Regions from separate parts of the Homo sapiens genome. Here region 1 is linked to region 2. Evidence: read pairs that join two places in POLR2A ChIA-PET (ENCODE). Cell type or tissue: PC-9. All regions are shown on one strand.

What was found. Peaks named below come from ENCODE experiments on the same cell type or tissue, not always from the same donor. Only the 100,000 strongest peaks of a DNase experiment are listed, where the experiment ranks them.
Region 1: POLR2A ChIA-PET joins it to region 2 with 10 read pairs; 2 of 35 experiments call an interaction of 5 or more read pairs at or near these places.

Annotation. Positions count from the first base shown.
Region 1 is chr3:65,502,524-65,505,023 of GRCh38, forward strand. The region is part of intron 2 of MAGI1 (membrane associated guanylate kinase, WW and PDZ domain containing 1); the gene reads right to left. Among named protein-coding and RNA genes, the nearest start is that of LINC02040, 330 kb to the left of the region's middle. In PC-9, no CTCF peak of the experiment used is centred here; a DNase peak (open chromatin) is centred at 1,498.
Region 2 is chr3:65,701,550-65,704,049 of GRCh38, forward strand. All of the region lies in intron 1 of MAGI1 (membrane associated guanylate kinase, WW and PDZ domain containing 1), which reads right to left. Among named protein-coding and RNA genes, the nearest start is that of MAGI1-AS1, 190 kb to the right of the region's middle. In PC-9, no CTCF peak of the experiment used is centred here; no DNase peak of the experiment used is centred here.

The DNA.
Region 1 (2,500 bases), 200 kb before region 2:
AAGTGGGAGGATTGCTTGAACCCAGTAGTTCAAATCCAGCCTGGGTAACATAACAAGAACTGTCTGGTGAGAGGACCCTCTTCTTGATTTTCAGACAGCTGCCTTTTTGCTGTATCTTCACATGGCAGGAAATGAAAGCCCTTCCCCTTTTTACATGGGGCATTAATTCCATCACGAGAATCTGACCTTTGGTTAATTAACTCCTAAAGGCTCCTCCTCCAAATACCATTACATTAGGAATTAGGGACCCAAAGGTGAGAGAGGGAGACAGAAGGGTGCGTTGAAGCAGAAACAATTCCAATGTGAAAAGAAAAGGTGTGTGGGTAAGGTGGTCATGGTGCCAAGGAAAGGGCTGAAAGAAAATCTATGGCTCATACTACTTTGGAGGGTGGGAGTGGTTAGAAAACGAACAGTGGAGAGAGGGGGTAAAAATCCATGATACAGGTAATCCCAGATGAGACAGCTATGTAGACTCAAAAGGGTCACGTGAATAAATGTGACTCAAATTGTTAGTGTCACTAAGCAACACACACACACATACACTGCCCCCTCCCCACTCCCAGGTGTGCTGTACCTCCAGCAGAACAAAGTTGAAAAGGTAAGATCCTTGTCTTCTGAGAACTTGGAATCAGTTTGGGTCTGTGTCTAATCAGAATTGATGCCTCATTGTAAATGAGAAAGCAGCTAAAAGAGACTTGACTGATTGTCATCCCTATAACACATTATAAAATAAACACGAATAAAGAAGGCCAGCCTCCTCCTCAGGAATCAGGGGAAGTTGTTGAGTTATTTAACACTTTATATGTGGTAATCTACAAATCACTTCACAAGGAAGCAAGGCCACTCAGGGCAACATAAATGGATCCTTTCTAGAAGCACCATTTTGAATAATGGGGCATTCTCTGTCCAAAACTCTCAACTATGATAACAAAGGTCAGAAACAGGACCCTTATTTTTTCTATCCCAGATCTCAACACAGTAGTGTCAGTAATTGTGTCTCATAAATGGAATAATGCCAAGCCATTCAACAGCAGGTGTGTAAAGACAATTATTTTATTCCAGCTATAACTTGCATGTTTGGGATCAGCAGACCATTTCAGGTTCCATCTTGCATGGAAGAACACTGTGTGATGAAGGTATTGGAATCTCGTTTTAAAAACCACACCTACAATACTTGAAATAAATAAGGACTTGGCATTTATTCCATTGTACTGATGATTTGCAAAAGTGGCCTAGACATGAGAGATGGGAAGCATCTGATCTGGTTTTCATGATCCTACTTCTAGCTCTTTTCTCTATAGCTATGACATGGGATGAAGGAAAAGAAGAAGTTTTGAGTGCCAAATCCAAGTAGCTCCAAAGGAACTATTCAAACCGTCCATGTATCCTTTTCCTGGAAGCCAGGTGCTCTCAGTTAAGTGTAAACATGTTACCTTTCAAGGAGATCCACATTATGTCAAAGAAAAATGTGAACCTTCCAGATTGTTGAATGAATCATATAATACAAAAAGAGAGTATATGTTTGTCTAGGGCAAGCAAATGGTTCCCAGTAATAAACAAAAACAGCAGCTCAAGGAGCTGATGTAAGAAGAACCAGTCTTGATCCAGCTCTGCCACTAAATTAATTATGTGACTACCTTGGAACATTCCCTTTTATGCACTCAATGTCCTTATCTGTAAAACAAAAAGGGTAACTACTGCTCTGACTATATCACAGAATGATTGTGAGACCAAATACATTCATGTGCAAGGATACAAACCCCTCAGCAAATTAAAGGCATTAGAAAATTATGTTCATTTAAAAAATCTGTATTTAGGCCAACGTCTATTCTTTATATGCATTATCTCATTTAATCCTTGCAACAACACTATAAAGTAGTTAATATTATTATCCTATGTCACAGATGAGAAAACATGCACACATTATGTGACTTGCCAAGAATTACACAGCTGGTAAGTGTCAGGACCAGGACTTGAAACCAGGTTTTTGTTACTAGGTGGGAACTTCTGTACACAAAGAAGACATTGGGGAGGGGTGGGAGGATAAACTAGTGGAGGAGCGAGGTGCAGCTGAATTTCCACAGCTCTTCACCCAGGGTTGAATAAATCAACACTGTCTTCATCCAGGAAACATAGCAGGGAGCTGATGGAGTTGACGGTCTGGGAGAAGAAAGCTGGTAAAACCCTTCCCCACAACCTCTTTGATCCCAAACCTAAACTGTCAGGAACTATGTCTTACTGCCTCTTAACCAGAATACTGAGGAGGACCAGAAAACATTCCACAGGAAAGTCAACCTGAACATGAACATTAACCATTTTTCCTCATTTTTCAGGGAAGGGAACTTTGGCACATACAAACTCATGGAAACCTCGCATTCATTAAAGTCAGGAACATGAGAGTTCTCAGGTTGTAACTGATTCATTTCAAACAGTATTAAAAAGCATCCAGGAAATAAAGGATAAGAATCTTCAGCATTAGATACACATTTATCAGAAATCA
Region 2 (2,500 bases):
GTCCCAAGTAGCTTTTAATGCAAGGTTCACTTTTCTTTTTTTTTTCCTGTCACACACATGGCTCCCTTGAGCTTCCAAGACAGACCCCAAATAAAGGCACTTTTATTATAGGACTGAAAAAGATGTGACTAGGAAGAGCTTGAATAAGAACTTCATTTGCCAAGAAATGGTCTCTGGTGGACTCAGATTTTTCCCTTTTTTCTTCCTTGATGCTCAGAATCACAGCTGTACATTTCTAACAAAAAGATATATGAATCAGAGACAGCCAATATGAGCAAAAGAATAAAATAGAGGAGAAAATAGTAAGAAATGGCTGCACTGGTAGCCGTGATAAAATTTTAATTTGAACATTTTCTGAGAACAGATTTTAGCTTATCAAGCGCTATGCAAATTATATGCAAATCCCACACAATGCCTGCATATATTCCCCGACGCTTGTTATTTTATTTATTTATTTTTTTTGCTCTCCCTAGGATGTGGCCCTTAGGAAATCTACCCCCTTGGCTCAGCACTCTAGATGGAACATTTGCTATACTGAAGATGACAAATCTGAAGGTTTCTGATCAGTATTCAGTACCTGTGTTTACGAGCGAGCCCACTGGTCCCCCATAATAGCAGCATTAAATCCAAATATCAAGTGGAATTTATATACATATATTTTTTAAGTGTCAGCTTATAAGGCCTCACCCTAGTTACAGGCAATCTTTAGCCACCCTGCTTCTTTAAAAATCAACGCACAAACACAACAAACCACCTCTTGGATGTAGTCATTAGGCAGAAAGAGTTTCCACAGTGGAACCCAATACTGCCATAACCTTTAAGGTCAATGTTGTAATTTATCATGGGACCATGTGCAGGCTACCCCAGGAGACATCTCTCACATGGCAGAGGTGACACACACGACAGTAAGGTGTCAATTTTACAATATATATGCAGAATCCAGGCCAGAAGCTATTAACTAGTCTTGCTAGCCTCTTCTCACTTTCTAGAATTAATTACCAAGCCCTCTCCTACCCTGGTCTTTTTGCTTGTTCTTTAAATGCTCTTGACTCTTCTACACGCCTTTGCATCCTTCAGGGCACAGCCTTAAAGCTCCCTTCTCTGAGAGGCCTTCCTTAGCTAAAGAAGATAACCCAATTATTTTCTGTTAGGCCACCTGTATGTACTACAACCACTGGTACTTATTTTGTTTGTTTTACTTACTTATCTCCTTCAGGATCTGAACTCCTTGAAAGCAGGGACCCTGTCCATCTTGACAACCAGGATATTCCTAAAGCCTTAATGCACACTTATCACATAAATAAATAAATAAGCAGCTCCTCCTTTTTATTTCCACTCCCAAAAGCTTGGGCTCAGCATATGGTGGTGAGAAACCGTCTTCCTTAGATCTCTGAGATGCAGGACTACCCCCTGCTGAGAATGATGGAAGGTACCCACCTTCATAGAATACTTGCAAGCAGAATCTGGAGCAGAGACACTGAGAGGACGGGCTTGGAGAGGCAGCCCACCCTCCACGTTCAGGAGCACCATGCTGCACCTGACAATCTGCCTCATTTGGCCTTCAAGGCATGATGCGCATCTCTCTACTGTTTTGGCAGGGGGTGGCTGGCTTTCAGTCTTTGCTGCTATACGTGCTTCCTGACTACTGAACCAGAAGATGAGCAAATCTGACAACTGCTCCAATGCCCAGTGAGTTTAACTAGAGTAATGAACACCACAAGGGCATCTGCTGGACGCAGGAGTAGGGTGTAAGTGAGGACCCATGACTGGCCAGTCAATTGTCTATTCAAATGCTAGCAAGATTGCCCTGGACAAGTTTTCTCCCTGATTAGAATAAAGACCCAATAAAAAAAAATTGTCTAAGAATATTTAAATATACTCCAGGTGCCCTTTCTCATTTCATTAGATGAACTGCCCTTAGGCAATTCTACCCAAGCCCAAGGCTTCAATTGCTCTTTCTCTGCTGATGGATCTTCCAGCCAGGACCTTTCTTCCTGAGCTCCTCCCAGAAATCCAGCTGCCTCTTGGACACTGCTACTTGGATATCTTGCAGTCATCTCAGACTCAAAATGTGCAAAACTCACCTAAGGTCACACTAATAGAAAGTGGCAGGCTAATTTATAGTTTAGATGACACCAAAGAATATACACAGGCTTCCCAGTGTGCCCAGATGCCTCCACCTCATTGACGGGGATGCCTGCGGGAGAGAAGGAGGGAGAGTGCCATTGTACCAACTTGCTTGGGTAAATGAACCTCAGGAAAATGAGTTCTAGATTAGTAATAGCAATGAGGATGTCAATAAAATTCTACCTGACCTCCCATTAACCCTGGGAACTGTTAACTTCAGTGTTAGCTAGGGATTTCTTAGACATGCATGGGCTTAAAGTTGTTTCAAGAAATTCACTTGCTTAGAATTCAGTGAGTTTTTTTGGGAAGCTGGTACAATCTGAACAACCCTTTTTATTGCTTACTTTGCGTTTTAAGGGTCTCAGTTAATGAA